Regions from separate parts of the Mus musculus genome. Here regions 1, 2, 3, 4, 5 and 7 are each linked to region 6. Evidence: chromatin loops called from intact Hi-C (ENCODE). Cell type or tissue: heart. All regions are shown on one strand. Each heading gives the region's core, and the rest is flanking DNA. Links, peaks and the distances in the headings are about the cores only.

Region 1 (4,513 bases), core at 150-4,149, 550 kb after region 6:
CAACCTCCAAACCTAGACACTATTGTGGATGCCCAGAAGTGCTTGCTGACAAGAGCCTGATAGAGCTGTCTCCTGTGAGGCTCTGCCAGTGCCTGACAGATACGGAATTGGATGCTCACAGCCATCTGTTAGCTAAAGCACAGGATCCCCATTGAAGGAGCTAGAGAAAATACCCCAAGAGCTAAAGAGGTTTACAGCCCCATAGAAGTAACAACAATATGAACTAACTGGTACCCCCAGAGCTCCCTGGGACTAAACCACCAATCAAAGAATACACACAGTGGAGCTCATAGCTCTATTTGCATATGTAGCAGAGGATGGCCTAGTCAGTCATCAATGGGAGGAGAGGCCCTTGGTCCTGTGAAGGTTCTTTGCCCCAGTATAGGGGAATGACAGGACCAGGAAGTGGGAGTGTGTTAGTTGGTGAGCAGGGGGAGGCAGGAAAGAATAGGGGGTTTTTGGAGAGGAAACCAGGAAAGGGAATAACATTTGAAATGTAAATAAAGAAAATATCTAATAAAAAAGTAGAAAAAATGTGGTAAAGCATGGAAAAAAGGCAATGAAGAATTTCAAAGGACATTAGACTATGTATTATGACTTAATAAAAGACATAAATACTAAATGCTACATTTACAATGAAAATGGTGGGCTTTAATCTAAGCAATGAAGGAGAAATCTGCCCCCTCCTGCCCATCCTGTAAAACAAAAGGGATAAAGAAAAATCTGTACAAGCAGAGTGTAAAAACAAAACCTTGGAAGATCATGAGTTACATGAAGCAGATATTGGGAAATTATCCAGTGTTGGCTGTGTAGTGTCACTATCTAGAAAAGCTGAGGCAAAGTGGGAACAGATGCTGGAAGAAACTGCAATCACATCACCCTGTCAGGCTGAGGCCGGCCAGGGAGAAGAGAGAACACTTTCCTAAAATCTGCTTCTATCTTCAAAGAACACAATACACACATAGCGTGTCCCTGTTAGCTGAGCTGAATTGCATCTCGATAGGGCAAACTCACTCAGGTTAAGACTCAAATGCTGATAAATAGGCAGCCTGAGTATATTCAGCCAAAAATGAAAACAAACGAGTGTGCATCCCCTAATGCAGTGGTTCTCAACCTTCCTAATACTGTGACTCTTTGATACAGTTCTTCATGTTGTGGTGACCCTCACAACCATTAAATTATTTTTGTTGCTACTTCATTACTGTAATTTTTCTACTTTTATGAATCATAATGTAAATCTCTGTGTTCTTTGACAGTCTTAGGAGACCCCAAAGTGTTCACAACCCATAAATTGAGAACCACTGCTCTAATGATATGCATTTTCATCTTGTTCTTTAAATGATGAACAATGACCTCTAGGTTTCTGTTTTATAGAAAAGTCCCCATTTCTCATAATCTTTGCACCTGCATTTTTTTACTAAGTCAAATGTGCTATATTTTACAAAAGTCTTAATATTCTGTATAAGTGACTTCACCTTAATCAATAAAATGTGCTTAATAGTTTTATGTGGAAAAGAAATTTTAGGCATGGCCACTTGGTCTCAGACACTGAAACTAATGTAGGGGAAGGGTGAAAAATTATACATGGAAAATAGTATGTGGTGTGGAAATCATAATTCAACACTCCATACTGAAGGCTGGAAACTCCTAAGGGAGGCCTGACACCTACTGATGCTTGGGCAGAAATTCACCCCAAAAAATAATCTATTAAAACTGCCCTGACCTAAAAAAAAAAAAAGTCGACGAAGTGATTCCTAATGATATTCTGCTATACTTATATACAGGAGCATAGCATAATTATCATCACACAGGCTTTACCCAGCAGCTGATGGAATCAGATGCAGAGACTCACAGGCAAACATTAGACAGAGCTTGGAGAACCATGCAGAAAGAGGAGAAGGAAGGATTGTAGGAGCCAGTGGGGTCAAGGACACCACAAAACAACAACAACAACAACAACAACAACAACAAAACAAAAACAAAAAACCAAAACAAACAAAAACAAACAAACAAAAAAACAGAATCAACTAATGAGGTCATAGGGTCTCACAGAGACTGAACTGCTGATCAGCTAGGAAGCTTGCATAGATCTTATCTAGGTACTTTGTATTTGTTGTGGTTGTGTAGCTTGGTCTTCTTATGGGACTCCTAACAATGGGACAAGTGGCTGTCTCTGACTCTTATGTTTGCGTTTGAAACCTCTTTTCTCTTTCTGGGTTGCTTTGTCCAGCCTTGATATGAGGATGTGTACCTAGTCTTATTGTATCTTTTTATGCTGTGTTTTGTTGTTATCCCTGGAAGTCTGCTCTTTTCTGAAGGGAAAGAGTGGAGGAGTTGATCTGTGAAAGAGAGAAGCTGTGGGGAGGGACTGAGTAGAGAGAAGGGAGGGCAAACTTTGGTAAGGTTGTAGTACACAAGAGAAAAAGCAAACAAACAAACAAAAAAAATGTACTGACACACTATAAACCACGATGTAGTCAAAAAGGTTCAGAGATGCAAACAGCAGGAGTTTGTTCCAGAAAATGTTTCAGAGTGAAGAGTGATCCAATAATTATGTCAGCAGGGAAGAGACATTGATTCTACAATATCTGTCTCTAATTTTCATGTTATCCTGGCTTCAGATTTTAACCTCTTAAAATTTTTTTATTGAAAAAATTCATACAATATATACCGATCACAATTTCCTTTCTACCAATTTTCTCAGATCTCCCTACCTTCCCCCACACCCCATTCCATGCCCTTTCTTTCTTTAGAGTAAAAACAGGTAAACATACAAACAAACAAACAAACAAAAAACCAGGAAAGCACAAGCAAACAAATGGGAAACAGACACACCATGAAAACACAATTTGTAAACCGTATTTTACAATCAAAAGACCAGAAAGATAAAATAATGCCCAAACAAATCAAGGTGAGTAATCTTAAAAGGTTATAAATATATATCAGAATTGCTTTATTTTGTTTTGTATATTGTTCAACTATTTATGGTTGTTCAGTTTGTTTCTGTACCTATTCTATTGTGTTCTTTGTTACCCACAACCCATACATTTTCTTCTTTTCTTCTTTATTCCGATCTCTTCATCACACCCTATGCTTTCTTCTTTTTAGTCTGTTTTCCTTACCAATATGTCAAATACCTATTTCTATTTACATGCCTTCCTCTATTTGTCTGTTGCTAAAATACTAATCAATAGACAATAGCTTATTTTCCTTTCTTTCCTGTGTTTAGTTCCTGATACCTTAGTCTGCACTTTAATAGCCTTGTAAGAACAAGGCTTGCACTGCCCCACCCAAATTATCAGAGTTACAAAGGGATTATTGTTTTGAATTAACTTATACTGTATCTTTTGCAGGCTTATCCACCATTTGCAGTTGCTACTGCAGAGTTAGCATTTTACTCTCAGAATCTTACTGGAGATTGGGCCGAGTGTGTGGGCTGAGTGTGTGGACTGAATAGATAGTTACTGAGCTCCACTTCTAGTTCAGTGGCGGATGAATTATACAACAGCCATCCTACAAAATAGTTACACCCAAACACTACAAATATGTATGTCATCTGAAATAAAACAGTCATGTAATTTTTAGCCAATGAGCTTACTTAGATGTACAAATGCCAACAAAGAAACACTGTAAGTGTGAAAAACCAGGACAGTGTGACACACCCAAAGGTTATCAATTCTATAATGATGGATTCTAATGAGTATAAAAGAGATAAAAATCCAAAAGAATTTTTAAATTTTAATTTTCAAATCTCCACAAACAATAATTGAAGCAAAGATTTGCTTCTTTTAACAAGATAAAGAGAATTGCCAAAGCCTTAGCCAAACAGAGAGACACGATAACCCAAGTCAATAAATTAGAGTTGTAAACAGAGGATTTAGAGTAGAAACTAATGAAGCTAAGAGGATTATTATGGCTTAAACTTTTATAATAAAATTTTAAAAATGTAATAGAAGTAGATAATGAAAAACAAAATGCACCCCCTCAAAAGCCTAGGGACAGATGGATGTACTGTTGAATTCTATCTGATATTTAAAGAAGAAACTATAGGTTTTGCTCCTCAAAGCATTCCTTAAAATGGAATAAACAGGAAGGAAGACAGCAGAAAACTATAGACCAATTTACCAGATGGACAAAGATGTAAAAATTCTTTTCTTCAGCTCATGTTTTTAACTTTAATTTTAGAAGATTTTATTTATTTTACTTTATACATACAGATGTTTAGCCTACATGCATATATATGCTATGAGCATACCTGTTGGATCACTGGAATTGGATGTTTGCAAACAATTATGTGAGTTCTGGGAATAAAACTGGCACCTCTGGATGAGTAACCAGTGTTCTTAACCACTGAGCAATCTCTACAACCCTAATGTAAAAATTCTTAACAAATGTGTGCAAATCAAACTCAGCAAAACATCAAAAATTACTGACCATAATCAACTTGGCTTAATTCTAGAGTTATAAGGATGTCTTGACATACACAAAACAGAACCTAAATAATTTCAGGGAG
Region 2 (4,513 bases), core at 142-4,141, 89 kb before region 6:
CAGCTTCATTTTCCTTTCAGTTTCAGGTATAACCTAATATGTACTTCTCTCAGAACACAAATAACAGGCTTACAATTATAGACTCCCTTGAAAATAATATCTGCCAACACTTTTTCATGTCTTTCTACAATGTGACATTTTGTTGAATAATAACAAATTCACAAGATACAATGGTTTTACTGACAGTAATTGCCAAGTAGTCCTACTTGCCTTGATAGCTTCCTCTGAGAAATTTCTTTTTCAAAATATTATTATGATTGCCTGTATACATACATGTGAATACAACCTGCTTGGCTCCATTTAGTTAGTGTTGCTGGTATGCAAATGTTTGTGTAGAAATGACTTACTTAGTATTGGATAACTATTTAGGGAACTCATCTCTGAGAAAGTCTGATTCTTCCTCTCTCAGCAGTTATTAATTGTCTTTAGTTCTTCATTTAGAGGTGGGGGCTTGTGAGAACCAGTAATTCCTAACAGCTTTGTAAATATTACCCTTATAACCATAGATTATAAGTGTAGCTCCCACCAATTATCAAAAACATTTCTTTCTTCATCAGATAGAGACCATTATAGAAAGCCATAGATACTAGTCAAAGTACAGACAACAGCTGACCATGCAGTGCCCAGCTCAATACAAGTCATATGCTCAAGGGTCTGGAAAAATTGTGGAAGAAGGAATGGAAAGATTGTGAACACCAAAGAATCAGACTTTCTGCTGTGAAAGATCTAAAAATTACATCAGTTAATAAACAACATTTCTTATACAACATGTGTTGGGCATCCTTCTAAAGTGTTACGCATGGCAGCTTCATTTAACCATCTCAATTTCATGATCTATGCATGAGGAAACTAAGCTACAAAATAGCAAGTTGCAAAAAAAAAAAAAAAAAAAAACTACAACCAGTAAGACGATGAGAAAGCAGCAGTGAGTCAGAAGTCTGCAACCATAAAATGTTCTACAGTTCAAGCCCTTTAAAAAGATTCATCTTTTTTTTTTATGTATACGAGCATTTTGCCTGCATGTGCATCTGTGTACCATGCATGGGCATTGCCCCCAGAAGCCAAAAGAGATCGATCATTCAGTCCCCTGGGACTGAAGTTAAAGATGGTAGTGAGCTGCCATGTAGGTGATAAGACCTGGACTCCAGTCATCCAAAAGAGTAGCAAGTGCTCTTAACAGCTAAGCCATCTCTCCATTCTAACTTGAGCGTTCTTTTAGGCAAAAATTCCAGGAAGTTAGAAGATTGGCAATCTTGAAAGATAGCTGCTTTTAAAGGTAAAAAGGACAGAAAGGATGTCTGCATGTTATTTCAAAAGTCTTTCGAGAGATGCCTAGCAACCTTTCATTGAAATATTGCTACATAGCCATAGTGTCTGTGTGTCTAGGGTGATGAAACTGATGTTAGTCACACAGAGCCCCATTCCTCCTTTACAGTGATGCAACATTTCAAATTTTCCCATGCCTCCAGAGAAACTAATTGAATACCACCCAATGAGAACAATGAAAGCCTGATTATTCAGGACTTGTTAGAAGTTAGGCATCATCACTGGTATTTTGCAGAGACTTTTAAAGGCAGGCTAAAGAATGGGAAGTTTTATAAACTAAAGATATCAGGTATGTGCCAATTGACAGCTATAAGATTCTGGAAGCAGGATAACTAAAAATAGGCAATCCTGTGTGATAACTGATTTTCTCTACTTGAGGTCAACACTTCGGGAGGCTAATAGTGATGATGAAGTGTTGAAAGTCTGAGACTGATTGCTACAGAGACTGTGGTTCAGATTCATGAATGGTTTGTCACAAAGGCTATGGTTTATGGTTGTGATGATCATTACAAGTTATGGGCCAGTGTTCTATTTCCTTTTTTTAAATCTAAGATTTGGCCACTCCCAACAAGGCTCTAAACTGCTGTCTGTGAACAGGGAGGTATAAAAACCATCTTGAAGTTCAAGAAATGAACGATGGGAAATAATTGTGACCCTAGCAACCAGTAATTAGAGTGGTATTGCGGCCATAGTTAAAAAAAAATCAGTTTCTCCCTTAGAAAAAAATGGATACCATGTACAAATAAGTCCTTTCTCTTTAAGATTTATTCTCTCAGGTTTCATACACAAACCAAGAAAAATGAGGATTCTCATTTTGCTTACTTAGTGGATAAGATTCTTAATCTGGGTAGCATAAACATTCTACTAGTTTTACAGATGCAACAACCTAACAGAGATCCACTGAGAAGAGACTATCCAGTAAAAAATCTAAAGGTGACACCCCCCGTATATGTGTATATACACGCCTGTGTGTGCGTGCACACACACACTACACATGTACACACACACACACACACACACATCCCATAATTTCTGAGATTTAGGAAGTTGCTTTATTTGAATAAAGGGTTTTTTGCAAATGTAAATTAGGATTTTGATATTTAAGATAATGTAATGAACCAAGGGAATCCTAACATTGATTTCCAAACATCTTTATAAGCACGAAACAGAAGACAAAACAGAGAGAAAGAGAGAAGGATAAAAGAGGCAGACTGAACTGACTGCTATACCAACAGAAGCTGAAAGCACGCAAAGAATCTCCTTTTCCTGTGACTTTGGTGGGGGCACAGTACTTTTAAACTTCTGGCCTTCAGAGCTCTGAAAGCAATGTCTGCTATTTGTGGCAGGTTTTTTTTTTTTCCAAATTCACGGGAAACTATTGCATCCTTTAACTGTGATCTCTTAAAATAGAGAAAGAATCTACACACTAGAGTTTTGGATGAGGACACAATTTCAGAAGCTGGATACAGACTATTTCCAAGGTCCTCTCATGGTTGGGAAAATGAGTAGACTAGGACAGGGCACTCTCAAGTACTGAGAATCTTTTATGAACTTTTACACAGAGGCTGGGTAAAGGAAGTTAGCCACACCATGAAGTCCATGCCCTAACTTCTTGTCTCTACCCTGCAAAAAGAGGTTTTGTAGGCCTCAGCCTCAGGAGCAGCGGGTGCCATCTTGGTTCCGGGACTCCACCGAACTTAGGAAATTAGTCTGAACAGGTAAGAAGGTGCACCACAGAACCGGACAGCTTCTAGGACAGGCGGAGGCACAGAGCCGCTGAGGCAGCACCCTTTGCGGGCCACAGACAGCCGGCCACCGTCCGGACCAGATGATAGGTGTCCACCTGGCTCAGAAGGCATCAGCCTCAGGAGCAGCGGGGCTCCATCTTGGTTCCGGGACTCCGAGGAACTTAGGAAATTAGTCTGCACAGGTGAGAGTCTGCACCACAGAAGCTGACCTGCCAAAGCAACACAGCTTCTGAGAAAGGTCCTGTTTTGGGCCTTCTTCTTCGGCCAGGAGGAGGTCCAAACACAGATATCTGTGCACCTTCCCTGTAAGAGAGCTTGCCAGCAGAGAGTGCTCTGAGCACTGAAACTCAGAGGAGAGAATCTGTCTCCCAGGTCTGCTGATAGATGGTAACAAAATCACCAGAAGAACAATCTCTAAACAGAGTCAACTATAACAACTAACTCCAGAGATTACCAGATGGCGAAAGGTAAACATAGGAACCTTACTAACAGGAAACAAGACCACTAACCATCATCAGAACCCAGCACTCCCACTTCACCCAGTCCAGGGCACCCCAACACACCCGAAAACTTAGACCCAGGTTTAAAAGCATATCTCATGATGATGGTAGAGGACATCAAGAAGGACTTTAATAACTCACTTAAAGAAATACAGGAGAACACTGCTAAAGAGTTACAAGTCCTTAAAGAAAAACAGGAAAACACAATCAAACAGGTAGAAGTCCTTACAGAAAAAGAGGAAAAAACATCCAAACAGGTGATGGAAATGAACAAAACCATACTAGACCTAAAAAGGGAAGTAGACACAATAAAGAAAACTCAAAGTGAGGCAACACTGGAGATAGAAACCCTAGGAAAGAAATCTGGAACCATAGATTTGAGCATCAGCAACAGAATACAAGAGATGGAAGAGAGAATCTCAGGTGCAGAAGATTCCATAGAGAACATCGGCACAACAATCAAAGAAAATGGAAAATGCAAAATTATCCTAACTCAAAACATCCAGGAAATCCAGGACACAATGAGAAGATCAAACCTACGGATAAGAGGAGTGGATGAGAATGAAGATTTTCAACTCAAAGCACCAGCAAACATCTTCAACAAAATTATTGAAGAAAACTTCCCAAATCTAAAGAAAGAGATGCCCATGAACATACAAGAAGCCTACAGAACTTCAAATAGACTGGACCAGAAAAGAAATTCCTCCCGACACATAATTATCAGAACATCAAATGAACTAAATAAAGATAGAATACTAAAAGCAGTAAGGGAAAAAGGTCAAGTAACATATAAAGGCAAGCCTATCAGAATTACACCAGATTTTTCACCAGAGACTATGAAAGCCAGAAGAGCCTGGACAGATGTTATACAGAAACTAAGAGAACACAAATTCCAGCCCAGGCTACTATACCCAGCCAAACTCTCAATTACCATAGATG
Region 3 (4,513 bases), core at 327-4,326, 83 kb after region 6:
AAATACATATGCATCTGTTTTCTCAATCCTACAGAGCTACAAAAATCCTTAAGGGCAGAAACTGTGTACTGCCACTTTGCATGCCACAGGGGGTTGCATTTATATAAGCGAGTTACAAAAACAAAAATCTAACCCACAAAATAATGATAAATAAGAATACTTGGAATGGATGCATTCCATCACTAACACATTTTCATTCTCTTCATTTTTCCCTTATCCTTATGAGACAATTCTTATATTGAAACCAATTTTCTCTCAGAAAATCAAATTACTGAAATATACCTAGGTTCTTTCAACTATGCTTTCACTTAAAGGTAACTAAAAGGCCATCTGGAGCCTGGTCAGATGACACATAACTGCAGGCCAAGGAAGCAAATGTAAATGCGCCTTTCAGTTGTCTTCTTGCATGAGAATGCAGTGTGAAGTCACTTGAGTAGGTTCAGTAGGTCTTAGGGTAAGTGGTTTGTTTAACTCCCCAGGCTAAACGCTAGGGAAGATGGGACAAAACTCGAAAGGATAGGCTCTGTCAGGGTGCGTTTTAGATTGGACAGATGGTTTGGTAATCTGTAAATCAATTTGGTTTGTTGTTTGTTTGTTTGTTTGTTTGTTTGTGGCAGGATGTCTATTTAGCCTAGAATGACTTGAATCTCAGCATCTCACTGCTACCTTGCCACCACCAATCCGGGCTAGTATTCTTTGAAACGGATGGTCTGCTTTTTCTTTAAGCTACAGGAACAGAAAAAGAGTTGGGGGAGGGGACACAATGAAGCAGAGTCTCACTAGGTAACTCTGGCTTGCTTGTTGTATGTAGACCAGGCTAGTCTTGATCTCACAGTGATCTGCCTGATTCTGCCTCCCAAGTGCTGGGATTAAAGCCATACACCACTAGGCTGGGGCCTAAATTTTTAAGTAACTGTTTAAAAGGTTAATTTCCTTTTCTGATTAGACTTTCAGCTTAGGGAATGGAGACTGTTGTTGAAGCACTTTTAAATACAATTAGCTCTTTCAACAACTGAAGCAAAGCACATCTCAAAAAAGGCTGCAGGGACCCGGCTTGCCTAGTTCCAGTAACAATTAGCAGCCCTCAGCACTCTGTTTTAACCGGATTTTTTTCTAAGCATATTATTCTTTTCTTTTCACCAAACGTTTAGGTCTCAGACTCTGACACTAGAGGGCAAATGGAAGATTCTCAGAACAGAAAGCTGCTACTTAAACACCTTCTGAGACTAGAATAGGTTCAGGGGGCACTTCTGTGGGCCAAAAAATTAAAAAAAAAATAATAAATAAGGAGACACCTCAAGTTTCAGTAATAAAGATAACGAATGGTTTGGTTTGGTTTTCTATGTAGCCCTAAATATCATCTTTGAATTACAAATCCATTAAAGTCACTGTTTTTCCTCTGGGTGACCTCTGTTATTACTGACTTCCCGCGTGGCCCCTTTTAATTCTTGCTAGATTCTCTCCAGGCGGAGTACTAGCTCTTTTAGAAGGTAGGCGGCCTGCAGTGGAGTCCTGCTCTTCCAGGTCCCGGATTTATTGCTACTCTCCACCTGAGGGAGGCGCGCAGTTCTGGCACCCTTCTAAAGCCAGGACCACAGTTCAGCATTGGCGGGAAGTTCTCACGACCAGAAACGTTCCCTACTCTTTTTCTGGTCTCTAAACGGGTGAGCCTGTCACTCCAACCTCGCCCTTTTGCTAACTGGGAAAGACTGGAGCTTCTGGCTCAATCCAGTCTCAAAAGGGCCCGCCACCCCGCGCGAAGAAGGAAGGGGGGTGGAGATCGTGGGGGGAAAAAAACCAACTGTTTGAGCTTTCGCTTGTCGTTCTAACTTAAAAAAAAAGGTGAAAAGGCAAGAAAACTGGATTTCCTGCTGGTCACGTTGGAGCACTAGGCGTCTGCTAAGTGCGTGGACTCCGGCACCCTAGAGGCAGTCAAAGCCGGCAGCATACGAGGGCTTCGGGCAAGTTCGCGGGCCACGCCTTCCGAACCGGCCACCTCCCCTCATTGGCCTGACAGCCTGTCACTCCAACCTGGCTCCCACTTCGGGTAACCATTCACGTAGTTTGGTTGCGTCTTGGCGTGTTTAATGTTGCCAATAACGAGAGATTTTTTTTAGGGGGAGGGGGGACGCGAGTACATATCGTGCTGCAATTAGTTCATTGAAAACTCAGTCGCTCGCGGAGCGGTCAGGCAGAGACTCCTCTCGGCTTTTTTCCCTCCTGCCTAAGGATCTCCAACGGAGAGCTGCAACAATGCCCAAAAGAAAGGTAAGTGAAATGGGAAGATAGACGGGATATTAGCTGCCGAAATACATATTTCCTACCGCAGAGATTTGTATCTTTTTGAAAGATCATTTTGGCTTCTAGTTTGATTTTATGATGTCCTGAATGGAAGGCGAGGGAAAGGTAGCGATCCGTCTGTGTTTGGTTTCAGAAGGTCTCGTATGCAACTGGTAGTTCACTTTTGGCTTGTTTTGTTTAAGGGAGAGAATCGTTTGAGAGGTGTCTCCATGCTGAATTACAAACAGCCATAGCGCTGTGCTGTCGCTTCCTACCCCACCCCCCTTCCTCCGCTTACCCTATTGGAGAACTCTTCTCCCAACCACACTTCCAGCGCCAGCTTCCTCCTCTACCTCCCGTTTTTCTCAGAGAACCATCCCGTTTGGGGGAACGAAAGCCCTGGCTTTCTCTTGTTTTTTGCCTTTGTTCTTTCCGTTTTCTTTTTTTCCTTTTTCCCCCCTCTTCCCTCCTCCACTTCTTGTCATGCCAGATGGCTATGCAATGGTAATCCTGTGCCATTAGGCGGCGCAGACTTCAAACTGTCCTAGAGAAGGGAGAGATTCACCGCTGTAATTAGAAACTTTAGATCTGAGAGATTTGGCACTCTCGGAACTCTCTAGTTAAAGGTGGAAAGGTGATTAGAGAGCCGCGTCCGAGAAACTACTAACAGCGTTGGATGGTGGGGTGGCGTGAGATTAGTTCACTTTAGACATGGGGAGTTGATCCGAGCTACCAAGGGCTACAGGTCTTCTGTAACCCTTCACTTCAAAATTCCTGTCTCCGCGCACATATAAGTTGAAGCTCGGTGTTTGTGTGTTCCTCCACCACCCCTCCCCCTCCCCCGAGTATCTTACAACTAAAATGGAATGCTATTTCATTGCTTGGTGAAATCATAAAATGAAATACTGTGTTAATGTAAAAGCCTTATGATTGTTTATATATTCTTGTGAATCCGTCCGCCTTCCGTATTCCTAGAACATAGAAATGAGGCTGAAATTCCTCAGTGCTCTGGGGCTGTATCATTGAAATAATAGCCTGGTAATTCCCAGGGTAAAGGGCTACTCAGATACCGAAAGCAATTGTTTCTAATCACCACCCCCCTTCCCGAGACTCCTGCCGCCAGGCTCTTTTCGTCTTGTGCAATGGATCTTGCTATTTTGCAGAGCTGACAGCAACCTTGTAGCAGGTAGTGGCGGGAAGTTTTAAAATCCGCCTCCTGCTTCTCTGAACAAAACGTTAACGTTAGAACAAAGACCTCCTTCCTTGAAAGTATGGTGGGACTGTTGTTTTGTATGCAGAACTTGAGGAGGAAAATAGTCCATAATCAGTAGAGCTGGTCAGATAGATACAATTGCATAGCAAACATAAGGCAAGAAAGGGAAACTGCAAGAAGCTCCGCCTTCCTTCGTCCCGCCCAACCCTTGTTTTGGCTTTAACATTAGAGCAGGTGGATTTCAAAATGAAAATGGTGTGTTCTTAAGAGGCCTTATTTATTCAAAAAGGTTACACTGACTCTTTGTAAACAGGTCTTAAGCATGACCTTGCATCTTGGTCCACGTTTCATATTACTAAAACAGTAGGTGTTGAAGAGGGGCTAGAAGCAGCACGTGGTTGCTGGACCAGGAGCCCAGGGAAAAAGTCACAAGTGTCTAAAGTTGGCGACATTTTCTGCTCTACATGTTTATATTGATGATCCTCTTTCTTTCTTTCTTTCTTTCTTTCTTTCTTTCTTTCTTTCTTTCTTTCTTTCTTTCTTTCTTTCTTTCTTTTTTTTTTTTTTCTCCCCCTACATAGGCTGCAGGTGATGTGAGCCAGGAGGTGAGTGTCTTTAGTTTGTGAGTTTCTCTGGGGGGAAAAATGTACCCATTTTAGAAACTAAAGACACATAACTAGGTAAAAATGCTGGTAGTTATATTTGTACCACATGAGCACTAATGCTGTGTCTAGTGCTGTGTCAAAGTACACTAAAAAAAAAAAAAAGATAGATGTTTTGCCTTTCGGACCCTACTGTGCTTGTCATAAAATCCAGAGAGCACCTTCTTAGGCTCAAATTCTGTTTTGTCAGTCAATTGGTGAGCAAGAAGGTATATTTTCATTTTAAAATGTGCTCCTTGGAAATAGCCATTTTGCTGATTTATCGCAGTGAAAGAAGCTTGCCATGAGATTTTATTCCCTTTAACATATGAAAGGTTTAGGGGTTGGATCAGATATGTCTATGACATTTCTTAACAAA
Region 4 (4,513 bases), core at 339-4,338, 260 kb after region 6:
GAATTTTCCAGTGCTAGGATTATAAGAACATACCACAATGCCTAGCAACATTTCTTATTTTTCTACTTAAGTCCATTTTTTTTCCTATAATAGATGAAAATTTGCTTCCTTTACTAATCTAAATTTTGAAAAAAGTTAAAGAAAGACAGCAACATGGCTCAGTGGGTAAAGGTACTTGCTGCCAAGCTGACAATCTGGATTCTGTCCTGGGACCCACATAATGGAGGGAGAAAAGCAACTCTCAAATGCTGTCTTCTGACCTCCACATGTACACACACACACACACACACACACACACACACACACACACGGGGTGGGGGCGCGGGGGGGGGGATACAAATGTGGTCAGGCAGAGATTCAGACTGGTGATTCTGTCTTCTAAATTACTTCAAAGTGTTTGATTCGTTAGCATTAGTTCTAAAGAATGAATATTTTTTTGTGGGAACACAGACATTTAAAAAACTTTCTTCTTACAAACTTAGTACAGAAAATTCCTGCTAGTTCATCACTTCCTTAATTATCATCTCCAAAATTTACCCTTAGTGACTGGTTTTGTGGAAATGGATTTGGGCTTTAAGTATTTTTCCTTGTGTCAGTTTGCTTTGTCAGTAGAGGATTCTAGAATCATTGGGTATTGTGCGCCTGAAACTAATGTCGTGCTCTTTCCAGTTCCCCTTATCTCTCAGGCCAGCTTTGAATTAGCTATGTATCCCAGTTTAGTTTTGAACTAAAGACACTTCTGCCTCAGCCACCCTAGTGTTGGGATTATAGGTAGATCAGACCACAGGAGGTTAATCTGCATTTTCTTTACTCCTAATCCCTTATCATTTCAAATTCCAGTTAACATAATTATTTACCTGGAGGCCAGGTGACTCTGCCCCTGCACATACACAATAAATGAATAAATACAAATAAAATTAATTCTGTACAAGTAATTTCTTACCTTAAATTTCCATAAATGTGTGGAGTTTTCTCTCTTAATTGCATCCAAATTTACAGTTTTAGTGATCGCTGGGATAATTATGTCACATGCCTTTTGAATACAACAGAGATATATTCTCACATGAGTTCTACAAAAAATGTGTGTTAGCAAACACAGTGAATATTATTTATTATCATTTACATATAAGAAAAACAATAGCATGTAAGTGCTTTGAAGTCATATAGCAGGTGGTTTTTTTGTTTTGTTTTGTTTTAGTTTTTGTTTTTTAGAGACAGGGTTTCTCTGTGTAGCTCTGGCTGTCCTGGAACTCACTCTGTAGACCAGGCTGGCCTTGAACTCAGAAATCTGCCTGCCTCTGCCTCCCTAGTGCTGGGATTAAAGGCGTGTGCCACCACACCTGGCTAGTAGTAATTTTTAATATTAGTATGGTAGAGAAAAATATAAACTGTCTCCTAGGTCACTGTTAAGGATTAAATGAGTTACAGCAGGCAAAATATGTAGTAATGACTTGGTAAAGGTTAGCTGTTAATTATATTATCTTGAACTATAAAAATTACTATTTCAGTAAGCACCTCACAATTTTGTCCTGAGGTTTTATATTTCTTTTATCTACTTCTTTCAGATACTGATTATACCAAAGATAACCATAGCATTTTACTCTTATGTTGTTATTAATTACTCAATAAAAGAAATTGGCAGAATGAATTGCTAAGGATATGTTAAGTTTATGAATTGAATTAAATTTAATTCTATGCCCAATGTGGTTTAATCACCGAGCTCCCTGAGTCTGAAAACCAAACTCCCACTATAGCCATACATTAATGTGAACCTTCAAATTTGAGTATTTCAAAGCAAATAATGTACACAATTCAAATAGTACTTGTTTTCCCATCATGTTTTGTTTCTATGAATTCTGTTCAAAGTAACATCCTGAGAACGGGATGCTAAGAGAAATTGGGGAAGTGAACCAGTTTCCTCAAACTGTCAATTATTATACAAATCCTTTGATCAAATCAGCGCTGTGCTAAGAGTTAAAGTTATACATGAAAACAATTGTAGTCTCAAGGTAGTGGAAAAAAGACTTTTTGTCAACCGGAGTGGCGACACATGCCTGCCACATGAGCACTAGGGAAGCTGAGGCAGGAAGATTGACATGGAATTCCAGGGGAGCCTTGGATAGATACATAGTGACAGCAAGTCAGAGAATATCACTTCAAAGACAAACCAAACCAAACTATCATTTCTATCCAAATTTCAATGAATAGTTAAGAACTTTAAAAACGTTTTGGCAGAATTTCAAAACAGCGTTCCAACTTATCCTACAGGAATTGAGAAGAAAGAGCTTGTTGACCTTTTCAGAAGGGGGAAACGGCCTCCTCCTTAAAGTGTAAACTTCGCGCGCAATGTTTATCAGAATCAAGGGGAGACTTGATACTACTACAAGAAGTTTTCTAGAAGAATATTATTCCCTTGCTCATCAGGTAGGCGCAGCACTTTCTTTTGGCATGCTGTTCCTTGTTTGAAAACAAAACCTTGCAGTAGCTAGCGACTTTTTCTTGGGGTAGAGAAAGAACAAACAAACCAAATCCGTTCGGTGACCCAAGGTAAGCTAGATCATGTCAGTCCCTCGCCAGTTTCTCTTGATCATGTCTGGAGAGAGGTTCCCTCACCGGAAAGGGTCCGATTGCCCTTACAGGAAGGGTAAGCAACTCCGGAGCTCTAGGACGCCAACGCCACCACAGAGTTTGACGAAGATTGCCAGAGCGTCTGCCTGCATTTAGAACCTCTTCCTTGTTCTCTGGGCAGTAACTAGGCAACCCCAGGCCGGCTTAGCTGCTGGAACTAGGCGGCCGCCTTAGTGCCTCTGGCGGCCAGCCTGGAGCTTTGCAAGCGGCTCCCTTCCCTTTTCCCCCCTCCTTCTTTCTATGGCTCCACCCCTTTCCCCCCGCCCACCCCTCTCCCCCCGCCCACCCCTCGGCGACTTCAGCTCCTCCCTCTCCTTCTCTCTTGCTCTCCTTCCTCCTCCGCCTCCTCAGCTCTTGGGCTAGAATATCTATGGGTCGAAACGTGATGCGATGAATCCGAGAGAGACCGAAACTGGGACGAAGAGTGCGGCGGAAGCGGCGGGACTCCCAAGCATGGGGGCTTCACCACAATAGAGGCAGCGCCCCCACCCGCCCCCGCCAGCCCTCCTGAGCGAAGCCCCCAAACCCCCTCGGGAAAAGGATGGCGGCGGCACCTACCCAGATCGAAGCCGGTGGGTAGCTGAGCCGGGGGCAAAAGGGATGGGGGCTTTGCGCGACTGCTGTCAGATTTTTTTTAAAAAGCTTGTATCTCTTTTCCTTGCCTCTCTCTCAACGTCTCCCCCCACCCCCAACCCCTTCTTTAGAGCTGTATTACCTGATCGCAAGGTTCTTGCAGTCCGGACCCTGTAACAAATCCGCTCAGGTGAGAGGGAAAGGATATCTGGGAGTGTTGGGGAATGGTCCCATTGGGGAAATTGAGGCACTGGGTGAGCAGTGCAGTTGGAGGGTGAGGGAAAGGCCGGCCGCGATTACTCCTACAGTCAGCGGCTGTGTTGGAAGTGGGGAGGGAGGAATGGGTTGGCGCCCCAATCTGCTTTCACATCCCTGTGTCCCTCTTCCCCAGGTGCTAGTGCAAGAGCTCGAAGAGCATCAGGTATGGACCCCTTTTGGGAAGAGGTGGGGAGGGCTGGGGAGAACCTGGAGGAAGGGTAAGGTAGGTCAGGGGCCGAGGGCAGGGGCCCGGAGGGAGCCTTCGAGCTGGACACTTGGGGCTGTTGTCACTTGGGGTAAATCGGGTTCTTTGCTTAGAAGGGGCGGACAACGCAGGGGTCTAAACTCGCTGCCTTTTATTCCTGCGGGAGGTGTTTTTTCAGGATTTCCTTCCCTTTGGCCTGCCCCCCCCCACCCCCAACCCCCGGCACAGCGGCAGTAGCTGTCGGGACTGGAGAAATGAAAATGTTAAAGGGTCTAGGATTAGGCTCCAGGCTGGGTGCTGCTGCTGGGGAGCAGAGGCTTTTCCTTCACCCCCCCCCCTTTTCTTTTCCTCCGGCCCCCAGCTGATTCCGCGCCGCTTAGACTGGGAAGGGAAAGAGCACCGAAGAAGCTTCGAGGATCTGGTTAGTAAACTTTTCGTTTCAACTTAGCCCAACTCTTTTTCCACTCCCTCCCCACCTTGTGCCCCCAACCGCCCCTGGCCCTTCAGCCCTTAGAGCTCCCCGAGCCTGCTGTTCGGTGTTCGAAGGACTGCCCCTTCCCCCTCCCAGCGTGTCGGAAAGGGTACCTTGCCCTGCTCTAGCCTTGCTTATTTTCACCCCAAAACTTTGAAGAATGTGAGTTGGTTTTCAGAGGTGCTGTGTTGTGCTTTAGGACTGTGTTACAAACAGCGGAGAAGGCCCATTGTAGGGGGATAAGGGACAGAAACCAGGGGGTTATCTTGGGGCACGTACCAAGGACTGACGCTGGCCAATGACAGCGTTGGTAACAGCCCGGAGTTCCGGATTAGTGGAAGAAAACTGGTTTCTGGTTGGTCCTGGCTTGAAATACG
Region 5 (4,513 bases), core at 159-4,158, 95 kb before region 6:
TACCCTCTCAGAGGCAAAGGGAGTGGGGATGGGATAGGGAGGTTTATGGAGAGGAGACCGAGAAGGGAGACAAAATTTGAAATGTAAATAAATAAAATAATCAATGAAAAAACCCACAAGAAATAAAAAATACTTTATTCACATATTTTCCCATTATTAAACATGCCTCAAGTTTGTTAATCTCTGTCATTCCAGGATTCCTGCCTGAATGCACATAGTTGGTTTGATTTTATCTTATGAATTCTCAGCTCCATGAAGACAAATACTGTCTTACCTAATGATGTGATTCCTAGCAATACGCAGAGTCTAACAGCTATTACTCATCATACTGTTTTAATGAGCAACCTACAATGAAGCCACACACTATCATCCTCACTTTAACATTAAACAAGACTGCAATTTCACCAAATTCATTTGCACAGTCTCTCTCTCTCTCTCTTTCTTTCTCTCTCTCTCTCTCTCTCTCTCTCTCTCTCTCTCTCTCTCTCTCTTTTCCTCTCCTCCCTCCCCTCCCTTCCCCCTCTCCCTCCTCCTTCTCCTCCCCCTCTATTTCTCCTTCAAGACTCATGCCTCATGTATCCCAGGCTAGCAGTAACTCGCTATGCATGTGCCCTAAATCTTCTGATCTTCCTGATTCCATTTCTTTTGGGTGCTGGCATTACAGTTATGTACCACTACCCCTACTATACGTGGTGCTAGGCATGAATCCAGGACTTCCAAAACACTAGGTGAGCACTCTACCAAGTGAGCTGCATCTTCAGCCACAAATCCATTCTTATTAGTGGGTAGAGCCATGCAATACATACAGTATTGTGTCATTGAAAATAATTAGGATACTATAAAGAAGAACTTAACTTCCATTATAGACCCACTTTTGGCAAACTCCTCCTCAATGTACAAATATAGCAATAACTTATACTTGTGTCTGGACAGATCCCTGTTTAACAGTGTGTACTGGTCTTCAAGATGACCAGAGTTCAAATCCCAACGTTAATGTCAGGTGGCTCCCAACTGGTTGCCTATAACTCCAGGCCTCTTGGGCCTGTACTCCTACCTTCAGACAGGCACAGATAACATGATTAGTACATACATCATCTTATGCAGGTACAGATATATTAATTAAAATATTTTTTTAATCTTAAAAAAGTTGTAGCTAGAAAATGTACACTAAAAAGTGAACTATGAATATAAGGAAGAAGAAGCAGACATTTTACACAGCGAGTAGAGGGCGGAGTGAGGGGAGAAGAGGAAGCATCAGGAGCTACAGAGGCTCACACTGCCCACATTGCAAGCTTGACCTCAAGAAGGAAAGGGCACACTGCAAAGCACGTTTCAACAAGGGAGCCCAGTGGGAGAGAGGAAAAGAGAACTTTCCTGTGTCAAGACTTGGGGAAATGTTGCTATGTTGGTCATATCCTGCCTGGATCTGTTTGTACTGACCTTACAAACTAAGGCAACTCGGGTTTATTTGTCTCTTTTCTTCACAAGCCACACTGTATTTTTAATGGATTTTCTTCCTCTCTCTGTGCCAGGGGAGGCAGGAATGGCCAGCAAAATATGTAGCTGTCCTCCCTTTCTAAACAGAAGGGGAAAGAGCAGAAATGTAGAGTGTGTTAGTTTTTCCTGTTTCGACCCCAGAACTTGGCAGATGGGCAAAAAAGAGAGGTGTTAGCTAGTGGGTATTACTCTAGGGAGCACAATCTCTCTTCCTTTGAGGGCAGGTGGGTGGGGCTTCCTGCCCTCTGGTCACCAGGCACCAGTTTTTCTCAGAATGGACACCAGCCTGCGTCACAAAGGAGCACTTGCTCCTTAGCCAATCCTGAGTGCAGGCCCTTAGCAACCCTCAGAGAGAAAGCAAAGTTTAGCTTGGCTCCATGTTCAGACTTCAGAAAGCTGGTAACCAGAAAGAAAGCTGACCGGAAGACAGCAGTAAATTGTTGGACCCAATACATTTGAAGAGCAACTGCAGACGGAAAACAATGAGTAATATTATAATTTACTATGCCAGCATGACAGTCTCCAGGGAGATGAGTAGGAAGTGTCTCAGTTGGAGGAAGGCAACAGGAGGGGGTTAGAGTAAAAATACCATAGTTGGGGACTTCAAGATTTTGTTAAGATTATCACGCCTTTTCTGCCTTTCTAAATATTTTTTTATTCTACTTTATTTTATCATCTTGGGTGGAAGCGGGATTTGCAAGGACCTACCAAAATGGCTGTTAACTCCCTTACTCCTCTTGTGCTCTAAGAATTTACTGATATTAGAAGTTTCTGGTATTTTGAACTTAACTACCTTAAGGAATCCAATATTTTTGTCCATATTTCAAGTGTACAAGAAATAGTGAACTCCATTTAGGATGGGAGAGAAACAAACAAACAAACACAGTATGCATATAGCTCAAATCCCCAGAGAAGACCAAACAATTCATGAAAGGGCCAACTTTATTTCTAATAAGTTGTTATATTTTCATAGATCACATATTTCTTACACGAAATGATTAAGTATTTTGAGCAATATCTAGTAAGTATTACAGAACAGCACTGCCCTATAGAAGCATAATGAGAGCTACCTGAGTAATTTAAAATTTATTACTAGTCATTTAAAATAGAAAAAAGTGAGATTAATTTTACTGTGTACATTTAACATAAAGTATTCAAAGTGTCATTACAAAATGTAATCATAAATGTTGGTATGTTACATATATTTTTATCATGCTGTCTTTAAAAGCCATCATGCACTGTACTCAAAGACTGAAGGACTAGAATTTTTACACTTCAGAGTTCCACTTTCACGACAACAAATAAATGGCTGCCAAGCAGTCATCACATCCTTGCTACACATCACACACTATAGATGAAGGGAAGAATGCGATTTGACCTCAGCCTAGGAAAAGGAGATTGTTTTTATATAAAACCTGGTCAATTAGATTAGTATTTTGCATAAAAATAAGAAGTGGTTTTAAAGAAAGTAAATTATAACATATTTCTCTAGTTTTAAAATATCAGCAAACAAACATGTGACTTATATGCTATTGGGCATAACAGCCTAAAACAAGGAACGATTTCAACTAAGAACCACAAAGAATGCAACACTAAACTGCTGATCTTTGGCACTCCAACTGTTGCATAATAGTCATTGGGCAGGGATGCTAGAACAGATCTTTCCGGGTACTACCCTCAGCATTTCTACTACTGTCGAATTGAGGCGGGAGTGATGATGAGGCTGCCAGTCTGTGAATCACAAACTGAATATCACTGATCTATGTAACTGTTCTCTTAATGGGTTTGTCTGGAAAGCTTTAGAAAAATACTATGCAAAGATGACTCAAGTCTCATGAAACATATTGTGCAATTTTAAAAACTTAATGAGAAGGTAGAAACACTGAATTTTGGAATTTTAGAAATTTCTCTGCTGTCCTTTGCATGCAGACAAGCATTTTTGAAGTATAACTGGGTTACATCTTTTGAACATCAAACAAAAATCTTACTGGCATGCATTTTACAGAAATCCCACTTCAATAAGTTGGGGATGGGGCTTGTCAAATTGTTATCACATTCTAGTATCAAAAGTGTTGTTTGACAAAATTACTCAAGATTATCACATGAAAACAAAGAAACCTCAATTTTACTATTATTTCTTATAGTTATTCAATTTTCAGTTATAAAATAAGTTTAAAAACCAAGCTGATACAATTGTACTTGAACCATTGTGTGTTTTAAAAGACAGTTAAACACTAGATATAGTCTGTTAATATAAGATACAAATTTGACAGTTCAAGAGCACAACACAAATTAATCATTCATTTTTTATATCTTAATTTCATGAAGTATTTAATCTTTCATTCTATTTTATGATTAATGTCTTATTATTGCTTTCCCTCATATATATATATATATATGTATATATATATATATTTCTGATTAATGTCTTATTATTGTTTCCCTCATATACATATATATAATATATTGTATATATATATACATACAGGTTGTTTGCTTTTCAAAGCAAGGTCTAATGCCTTGGAATTGTTCACTTTGGCCATCTTTCTAATTTTTTTATGCATGATTGTACAAACATATATATTTCTTAGATTGCCACACAACTTTTTGAAAAAAATTGTGGTTCTGTTCAGTTCCAAAATTTTTAAATTATACGTTTGCATAATATATATGTGTCATATATCATAATACATATGATATATAAACTACATATAATATATACATATGTGTAGTCTAACAACAAAATTGCATAGTTTTTCACCAATGCCTGCCACCAATAATGGCTGTTCCTCTTTCATAACTTAATGAATAGGTAATAATAGAATACATAAAAGTATTACGGTAAATTGAATAACTTGCCATCTCTTTTTTCTATCTAGGTAAGACACAGACAGAGTGAAGCTACGAGAGTTGTAGACACTTACAAAATTAAGTATGAGTTAATGAACATAGCTGTCAGCACCAAAGTGCTGGAAGAAATGTGTATTAAGGTTGCCTCTCCCAAGGCTAATCCACC
Region 6 (4,513 bases), core at 204-4,203:
TGCTGCTCTAGATGATTCACAGAACAACTGACCACCTAATATTGCTGATTTTTTTAACAGTCAGGAAAATCGATTCAGAGCTGCAGAGATGGCTCAAATAGTCAAGAGCACTCATTCCTCTTGCAAAGGACCTGGATTCAGTTCCCAGCATCCGCGTGGTGGCTCATAACCATCTGGAACTCTAGCTCCAGGGACCGACCCAACACCTTCTTCTGGTCTCCATGGGCATTGTATTCACACAGTATACATATGCAGGCAAATCATTCAATACATACATATTATCAAGCCAAAGCCAAACACTTAAAGCACTCATTAGACAACTAATAACTTACAAGTATGTATCTTTTCAGGTTTTTTTTTTTTAAGATCCCATGAGAACACTTGCCCCCAAATTTCTAAATCATTTGTTAAAAGGACAATGCTTTTTTGCTATCTTAAAGAAAATTTCGGTACTGCAAACTGAAATTTCCTTCCTCAAGGAAACAGCCACCGCCCCATTCATATTAAGTAGTTCTCCTTTAAGATACTCTTTGTACTATTTTAGGATTATTTTTTAAAAATTGCCAGAGTATAATAAGAAATCTTTCATTTTGGCATTTTCATAAAAATGTAATTAGTGCATTAATTATCCATGAAGAAACAATAGAAACAAAAGACAAAACAACATGAGTATCTGTCATTTGAATCATCTAATAAACTCTTAATCCTTTCTTGGGCACTTAGACATTTTATGTCTTAACAAAGAGGGGGGGGTGTGACTCTATTACTTGGTGAAATTCTTAAAGCAGTTTCTCCTTGAGTTTACTTCTGGGAGAGAAATAGAAGATAGAGAAAGCAAAGAACAAATACCAGTGTTGAAACTGCATACCTCACAAAACAACAACAACAACAAAACCTAAGTGCTTGAGAGGGTCAATCTAATAAGGATTAACCAAAGGCATTAAGCTGGGTTTTGAAAATGCAGTTAATGTAGTAGATTGATATTCGGTAACCCATGTTTTACTCTGAGGTATCAGAATGTTAGGTATGGAAGACAAGATGCTTCTAAAGTAGGGTCCAAAGGAAATAATAAACATTTCTATTTTTTCAAACAAAACGTTTGCTCCATAACTTTAAGAGTAGGCTTCCTTATATTTTGAAAGCCCGTCTAAACACACCCACACATGTTGGCAAAGACAAAGTTCAAGGTTCATGGTTCTGGTGATTTCATATAGCCTTCAGCTCTATTCCAAATCCTACTAAATGTAAATGACAACAACCCAGCAACCTGGGATCTCTGCCACTCTAAAGCTAGAGGAGTTTTCTACATTCAAATTCCTGAGCCCACACATCTGCTTCTGCCACTTGAGGGCCTTTATTTTTCCTCCTGGGGTTGCTGGAACAGAAGCTCTTTCATGTGACAGGAGTATGCATTCCAGCTTTCACCTCAGTTTACCCAATGTTCCTCAGATATGGTAAAAACTGTTATTCTAAGTTAACAATTGGCAAATGAATCAAAGAAGAAAACCAAATCCTATGAAGAGCCAGCAACTCAGTTGCCACATGTTCTTGCCTCCATTTTCAACAGTCTTGAAAGAGTGGGTTTTAGAAAGAAAATCTTTCGAAGGAAAGGAAAAACTCAAAATAAGATCCAGTGGGGGGGGGGAGGTCTCATACAACATTATTTTTTTTAAATGGCTTCATATTCCAGGAAGAAAGAGAAGGGGAGAGGAGGAGGGGAAGGAGGTGGAAGAGGAGAAGAACTTTTTTAAAAAATCATTTGTATCATTGCCCCTGACTTTCGCCTATTTTTAAAATTATATACCCCACCTGCACGCTCTCTAAATAAGTCCATTCCAGTGGCTTCACAATAATTCCAGTACTCAGAAGTCTTCCCTTCCCTTCCCTTCCCATCAGCACCCTCATCCTTTACAGAAATGCACTACTTCCCCTGAACTCGGTACTCAGAGCATATTTCATAAATGTCTCACTCTAAAAAACCTGAAAGCCACTTGTTTTTTATTTTACTTGACTTCACCTAACCGTGAAGTCCCTTTACCAGTTATCTCCTAAACTTGGTAGTTTTCTTTTTCCTTTAGAAACGAACACTAACGTCTCAAGGCAAACAAAGCTAACTCCACGGGAGAAAATAAATAAATAAATAAATCGACGCAACAAAGGAAGAAAGGAAAGAAGGGGGTACTCTGGGCGATGCTTGCGTCTTCTAAGGAGAAGCTTCCAGTGTAACTTCTTCAATTTAACGGTTCTGGGGCAGAAGAGGACTAGTGTGTTGGAAAACAACAAAGGTGGGCTCCCACTCTCCTTACCGCCGTAGAGCCAGAAGAAGATGCAATATATACACGGATCACCATCCTGGAAACAAGGGCTTCTGGTCGGTCGCTGGAGTCTTGAAAAGGGCTGGGAAACAGCTGCAGCAACGGCTGGAACCGAGCTAAGGGCCAAACAGAGGTTGGATGAGGAGGGTGGGGGAAGGTGGAAGGATAACTGGCCAGAGCCCCGCCTCCACCAGCGGCTGCTTTCAATGAGCTTCCAGCTCTGCAATCCCAGCCCCAAACCCCGGAAGGCTCAGGCTCATTTGCATCATTTCTAAATTGTTTTTTTAAAACACAGGATCTCGAACAGCACCGCGAGATCTGTTGAAACAATTCTTTTTGACTATTCCCTCTCCGGGAAGGGGGCAAGGGAGAAATAAAAGAAGGGGTAAGAAAAAAAGAAATATTCGATTAGAATAAAGGACCGGTTCCCATGAACACCAGAAGTTTTGCTTGTTACTTCCTGCTCAGAAATGTATGCAAATAAGATAGCCTAAAGCTAGCTTTATATTGAATCCAGACACTACTTTAAATGTCTTTAAGCCCACGTTATCAAAGCCTTGTATATTTTAAGATGCCAATAATGAAGTAAGTGATTTTTTTTTAACCTTAGTTGGCAGCAGGAGTTGAATACTGAAAAGCTGCACGAGGAGAGGAGGAGGGCTGGAGAGAAGTTTCAAGTTTCCCCAAACCGGAAAGCACAGAATAGGTTCTTTTTGTTCAGAGTTTTGCTAAAATATGGAACATTTTTTTAGTGAGAATTTGCAGGAGATCTAAGCGACAACTCTAGAATGAAGGAGGAAATTGCAAAGAAAAAAACTACAACCCTAGAATGAGAGGAAATTGCAGAGAAAAAAAAAAATCAACAAGTCCAAAATGAGGAGAGGAATTGCAGAGAGAGAAAAAAAAAAAGAAAAAAGAAAAGAAAAGAAAAAAACCAATCATCTGAAAATACTTTGGAAGTACTTTTTTGCCGTTGCTGTCTCATACCTGTAATCTCTGCCCTTGGAATAGTAAAACATGATTGCCAGGAATTAGATGCTAGACTATGCTACAGGGTAAGTCTCTTAAAAATCAAAAATCAACCAAACAAAATGACTTTCTACAAATTATCAAGTACAGTAAATGAGAAAAATCTAGCCACCATCTTCATTACCAACATCATGGCTACTGTTAATTTTACTTGCCAATTCACTTGATTAGAAAAATCTTTATAATCATAAATCATAATCATGATTTTGAAAAAATCTATATTGTTTCTTTTATGTTATCACTGTACAACTTGTTTGGAGTTCTACATTAACTGTTTAGACTTAGAGACTCTTAAAATGAAAAAAAAACAGGAATAACAAAATATTTCTAATTAGTCTATAAACTATTGAACACAATCAATTATTCCCAGAAAACTGAATGGTAGCATTAGCAAAGAATCTGGTGGGCTTTATCTATTAGAAAAATGAGGCTAGATGTGTAGATCTCTTATAGATCACACTAAGACCCAAAGTTGGATTTCAAGTACATACACACATGCACGCACACACACACATACACATGTACAGTTCTGTAATAGATATACTTGTCTTAGTGAATATAAGTCAATAACTTGTTTTATACATAAAACCTGATGATTCTTAATGATAAGACTTCTGATACATTTTTAGGAGAGACTATTACCAATATTTCTAACATAAAGGTAATGGATATCCTTATGCCGTTCTTCCCTACTTTGAGCTATCCTTGAGATGGGTATCATAGAATGGTCATTACTGCTTAAATTTTCTATAGAGAAATTGCCCGAGAGCATTTGCCTGGAAAGGTTACGGTGAATTTGAATAAACTGGGTTGGATCAAACAGTATAATCTATTTCCTTAGGAAATCATGACAACCAAAGGCCAGTGTCTCTCAAAACTTAAAAATAAACCCAGATTGTGTGCAGAAAACTTAGAAGACCCTGAACACCAATGAATGCCATAGCCCTTACTACTCAGTTAAGATTACTTGGGTTCAGGAATTCCCAGCCAGCACAGTCAACTTAATGACATTGTGTCTCTTAATTGAACACAGCCCCAGGACCTAAAGATAATTTCCCCTGTGTTACAGATCAGCTTTTCCAGGTAGGGATAGAGCAGGCGACAAGAAGTTAAAAGTAATGGTATGGAAGGAGAGGGTATTTTGAATTGTTATTTATTATAAATTGCTA
Region 7 (4,513 bases), core at 322-4,321, 140 kb before region 6:
CCTACCTATGCTGGTGTCTGATTTGATCTCATATGGGTCCTTTGCAAGCAACCATAACCAGTCTGAGGTCATTACTGCAAAAAACCCTGCCATGTTCAGAACACACTGTTACATATTGGTCCTCTCTAACCTTTAGCTCCTATAATTTTTCAACCACCTCTTCTTCCATAGCCCCTAAGCCTTGTGGGTAGAAGGTAACTTAGATATCTCATTTAGGGTTGAATATTTTACAGGCACTTATTGTATGCACTTTGTAAGCCTTTGTACTAACTACCATGCACCACTAAATGTTCCCTTGTCAGCTTATTGCACTAGAAGGTACTGGTTCTGGTAAAGATAGGGTCTGGTAAAAGGAAGTTAATCCATTGGAGGCATAAACCTAAAGGGGATATTGGGAAACTAGATTTTTTTCTATCCTGGTTTCTCATCCATCATGGAGTGAGTACCTTTCTTTTGCCACAAACTATTCCATGAACTGTCTAACTACAGGCCCAAAACAAAAGAGATAAGCACAAACTAAAATATCTAAAACTATGAGACAGGAAGAAAAAACTAACATGGAAGGCAAACCCAAATAGGTCTTAAGTATCTCTAGCATCAAATAAAATGTATATGAAATGAACAAGCATAAAATAAAGCATGCATGTACTTTATCTTTAGAGACTTCTTGGACAGTTAGCAAACATCTATGTGGTGGTTTGAATAAGTATGACCTTCATAGAGTCATGTGTTTGAAAACTCAGCCCAAAGGGAATGGCACTACTATGGAGGCTTGGCCTTCTTGGAGTAGGTGCGGTCTTGTTTGAGGACCTGTGTCACTGTTGGGGCAGGCTTTGAGGTCTCCTATGCTTGAGCTCTGTCCAGTATGATAGTATCCTTCTGCCTGTGGATCAAGTTGCAGAATCCTCAGCTTCTTTTTTAGTATCATGTCTGCCCGCATGATGTCATGATTCCTGCCATGATGATAATGGACCAAATCTCTGAAACTGAAAACAAGCCCCCAATTAATGTTTTTCTTTGTAAAAGTTGCTGTGCACATGATGTCTCTTCACAGCAATAAAACCATAACTAGTAAAATCTATAAAAGTATAAAAGAGAAAGCATCAATTAATCTATATCTAATTTTAGAAAGGAAGAGTGCTGATTAGATAAGGTTACATTAGATTTAATTTAATAATTTTAACTATAACAAATAAAGTGTTTTCTCAAGGTGGAAAACAATGGACAGACTCTAACAAAGATTTTGATTATAGACAAACAACGTCCCATCACTCCTAAAACAGAATAGAACTCATAAATAAATTCATCAATCAAGAAGAAAGACTTCCCCCACAAGAGGGCTAAGAAAGCACAGGTATAAGACTATCATTTCAAGTTCTATTTAGACAGGAAATGAGATTTTGATTTGAACCAATGTTTATTTTCTATTTTCTGCATGCTTGACATGTTAGGCTTCAAATGAACACATCAATATCATGCATGGAATGTAGCAGAGGACTTTCTTATCTGGCCTCATTGGTAGAGGATTCACCTAATCCTGTAGAGACTTGATGCCCCAGGGAAAGGGGATGTGTGCAGGCAGGGTGGAACTGGGTGGGTGGGTTGAGGGAGGTGGGGTGGGGGAATCACTCTCTCTGAGGCAAAGGAGAGGAGGGATTGGGTGGAGAACTCTTGGAGGGGAACTGGAAAGGGAGGCAACATTTGGAATGTAAATAAATAAAACATTTTTTAAAGAATTACATGTATGGTTCTCTCTCTCTCTCTCTCTCTCTCTCTCTCTCTCTCTCTCTCTCTCTCTCTCTCTCCCTCTCTCTCTCTCTCTCCACTCCCCTTCTGCTCCCCTGCCACCCCTTTGTCTCTCCCTCAAAATAAACCTCTTTCACGTGGAAAAAAATTACATGCATGGTACAAAGACTGAAATTTTTCCTGGCTTTTTATCTAAAAACAGTTTATGAACAAATTAATTATAAATTGGAGTGTTGGTTCTCAATCTATATCTCCATTCATCAAATTTCATATTTCTTTGTTTTTTCGTTTTTTTTAACCACACCCAACAAACAGAGAAATGAGTAAAATCTGGTGTCTAAGACCACCTGTTTTGGAGTCAAAAAATTTAGATTCAAAATTTTGCTCTTCTTCTTCTCAAATTACCAACTGTGAAAATGTCATTGTAGTCCAACAATCCTCAGTTTGATATATAATGAATAATAGTAATGCTTTAAATGGTTAAATGAAATGGTACAATGTAAATACTCAGTAATACTGCTGTGTTATGATTGAAATATGTGGGTCTTCTCTAGTCAAGTATCCAAAAGCTCCTTTTCTTTATAAAAAAAAAAAAAAAAGAAAAGAAAAAAGAAAAAAAAAAGAAAGAAAAAAAACATGATTGCAGTAACAACATAAGTTAAAAATGGGGAAAGTAAGTCACATATTAATTTTGATAGAAATTTTTTGCATATTTTCCCTTATCTAAATTAGAAAAGAACATGCAGTAGTCAACATGGTCAACTGGGAAAGAAAATAGATTTCAGCCTAGCTTCAGTTATTTCATCCTTGAGGATTGATTCACAATTTCCACTTTTGTCCACTAGGTGACACAGTAGGTAAAATAGTCTGGCAATTTTGCCAATATTTTATAGACCATAGCATGTATGCAGATTGTTTTCTGAGTTTGAATCAATTTGCAAAACATATAATGAGAGTGAGAGGAAAAACAATAAACAAATAGTATTGAGGTACAATTAAATGAGTGAATTTGCATAATTTGGAGAAACAAAATAGAAAATGTCACTTAAAGAAAAAACATCTAAATAATTGTGCTTTTTTGTATTAAGCACACAGCAGCAAAATAACATAAAATCAAATTTCCTTAAATAGATGTTTCAAGTATCAATTTGAAAACTAGGTCATCAGATAATACAATTTCTAAAATCCAATATGGCTTTATTATATGAATCCCAGAATTTTCAGAACAAAATTTTAACATCAGAGCTTCCATTATTTCTTTATTTTGTATTTTTTCATGATATATCTTTAGCTTTGTTGAAACATTATATGAATTTACTTTAATTTCAAACTAAATTTTATTAGAAGTGCTCATTATAGAAATTATAGGTTGAAGATAAGATTATTCATAAAAATAAGAATGGAATTGTTGGTCAAAATAAGTCAAGCTTTATAAAACAAGGGCAAACTCTTACCCTAGATATTTTTGTCTACATTTAAAACTATGGCTTTCTATATTCATCAGATCTTGCATTTTTAAATCAATAACACACACTGAATTTTATGTATTGGTGATAACAACGGTATATTACTGGTGACACTATAAATACAGAGTTTTCACAAACTAATGTGATAATATTCATCAGCAACAAATTGTTTATTACTAATCTACATAGAAAAGAGTTCAGAAAATTTGGAACCAAATATACAATATAGAAATCAATAAGGAAAAAATTGGACTTAATACCAAGTATTAGAAATTAACACAGTTGCAAAGGCTGGACATATAAAGTTTATGTGAATAATATACCCACCATGAGAGGTAGCAACTACCAGGCAACAAATTGCTGGAAATATATATCCCAGAATAGAAATGTTCCCAGTGGTCTTGAATGAAAATTTTCTATCAAATACATAACAAAGAAGATAAATGAGGGTTTATCCTTTCACCAAGATATAAGATACAATTTGCTAAACGCATGAAACTCAAGAAAAACGAAGACCAAAGTGTGGACACTTTGCCCCTTCTTAGAAATGGGAACAAAACACCCATGGAAGGAGTTACAGAGACAAAATTTGGAGCTGTGACAAAAGGATGGACCATCTAGTGATTTCTATATCCACTGATCCATCCCATAATCAGCTTCCAAACGCTGACACCATTGCATACACTAGCAAGATTTTGCTGAAAGGACCCAGATATAGCTGTCTCTTGTGAGACTATGCCGGGGCCTAGCAAACACAGAAGTGGATGCTCACAGTCAGCTATTGGATGGGTCACACGGCCCCCAATGGAGGAGCTAGAGAAAGTACCCAAGGAGCTAAAGGGAACTGCAACCCTATAGGTGGAACAACAATATGAACTAACCAGTACCCCGGAGCTCTTGTCTCTAGCTGCATATGTATCAAAAGATGGCCTAGTTGGCCATCACTGCAAAGAGAGGCCCATTGGACTTGCAAACTTTATATGCCCCAGTACAGGGGAACCCCATGGCCAAGAAGGGGGAGTTGGTGGGCAGGGGATTGGGGGGGTGGGTATGGGGGACTTTTGGGATAGCATTGGAAATGTAAACGAGGAAAATACCTAATTAAAAAAAGAAAAGAAAAGAAAACTATTGGCAATGGCTAAAAATTGTGTTAGTAGCTTCCCAAAAGATGGTACATTCATGCCCTAAAAGTAAATCAGAATGCTCAAGAAGGTAAATTTGTATAGTTGAATTCAAGATATAACTGTGTTGTACATACTAGGAAATATTGCGGAGAGGTGCTGTCTTAGTCAAGGTTTCTA

Evidence for each region. A loop is a pair of places that touch in the nucleus more often than their neighbours do. Peaks named below come from ENCODE experiments on the same cell type or tissue, not always from the same donor. Only the 100,000 strongest peaks of a DNase experiment are listed, where the experiment ranks them.
Region 1: a loop joins it to region 6, with 8 times the contacts of the local background. A loop is called at or near these places in 2 of 42 quality-filtered maps.
Region 2: a loop joins it to region 6, with 2.1 times the contacts of the local background. A loop is called at or near these places in 6 of 42 quality-filtered maps.
Region 3: it touches region 6 in a loop (4-fold over the local background); 6 of 42 quality-filtered maps call a loop at or near these places.
Region 4: it touches region 6 in a loop (2.3-fold over the local background); 5 of 42 quality-filtered maps call a loop at or near these places.
Region 5: a loop joins it to region 6, with 3.0 times the contacts of the local background. A loop is called at or near these places in 5 of 42 quality-filtered maps.
Region 7: it touches region 6 in a loop (2.6-fold over the local background); 7 of 42 quality-filtered maps call a loop at or near these places.

Annotation. Positions count from the first base shown.
Region 1 is chrX:108,540,507-108,545,019 of GRCm38, reverse strand. No RefSeq gene overlaps it. Among named protein-coding and RNA genes, the nearest start is that of Brwd3, 290 kb to the left of the region's middle. In heart, for the core only: a CTCF peak has its summit at 1,665; no DNase peak of the experiment used is centred there.
Region 2 is chrX:109,182,163-109,186,675 of GRCm38, reverse strand. Gm34464 (a long non-coding RNA gene) reads left to right here. Exons shown (of 4, transcript XR_003953121.1): 3 at 1-26; 4 at 558-755. Among named protein-coding and RNA genes, the nearest start is that of Gm34464, 6.7 kb to the left of the region's middle. In heart, for the core only: no CTCF peak of the experiment used is centred there; no DNase peak of the experiment used is centred there.
Region 3 is chrX:109,011,007-109,015,519 of GRCm38, reverse strand. Hmgn5 (high-mobility group nucleosome binding domain 5) reads left to right here and starts at 2,140. Exons shown (of 6, transcript NM_016710.2): 1 at 2,140-2,268; 2 at 4,075-4,098. The coding sequence starts at 2,254. In heart, for the core only: CTCF peaks have their summits at 1,532 (motif pointing right) and 2,800; DNase peaks (open chromatin) are centred at 1,999, 2,579 and 2,699; H3K4me3 peaks cover 2,691 bases; H3K27ac peaks cover 1,730 bases.
Region 4 is chrX:108,832,786-108,837,298 of GRCm38, reverse strand. It overlaps Brwd3 (bromodomain and WD repeat domain containing 3), which reads left to right and starts at 2,953. Exons shown (of 41, transcript NM_001081477.2): 1 at 2,953-3,200; 2 at 3,333-3,391; 3 at 3,593-3,622; 4 at 4,026-4,085. The coding sequence starts at 3,170. It overlaps 2810403D21Rik (RIKEN cDNA 2810403D21 gene), which reads right to left and starts at 2,821. Exons shown (of 5, transcript NR_015493.2): 1 at 2,614-2,821; 2 at 944-1,033. In heart, for the core only: a CTCF peak has its summit at 2,790; DNase peaks (open chromatin) are centred at 2,738 and 3,498; H3K4me3 peaks cover 2,426 bases; H3K27ac peaks cover 2,008 bases.
Region 5 is chrX:109,188,431-109,192,943 of GRCm38, reverse strand. It overlaps Gm34464 (a long non-coding RNA gene), which reads left to right and starts at 1,827. Exons shown (of 4, transcript XR_003953121.1): 1 at 1,827-1,983; 2 at 4,377-4,513. In heart, for the core only: no CTCF peak of the experiment used is centred there; DNase peaks (open chromatin) are centred at 1,313 and 1,823.
Region 6 is chrX:109,093,431-109,097,943 of GRCm38, reverse strand. It overlaps Sh3bgrl (SH3-binding domain glutamic acid-rich protein like), which reads right to left and starts at 2,537. Exons shown (of 4, transcript NM_019989.2): 1 at 2,307-2,537. The coding sequence starts at 2,351. In heart, for the core only: no CTCF peak of the experiment used is centred there; a DNase peak (open chromatin) is centred at 2,483; H3K4me3 peaks cover 2,389 bases; H3K27ac peaks cover 1,743 bases.
Region 7 is chrX:109,236,455-109,240,967 of GRCm38, reverse strand. No RefSeq gene overlaps it. Among named protein-coding and RNA genes, the nearest start is that of Gm6377, 42 kb to the right of the region's middle. In heart, for the core only: a CTCF peak has its summit at 2,585 (motif pointing right); no DNase peak of the experiment used is centred there.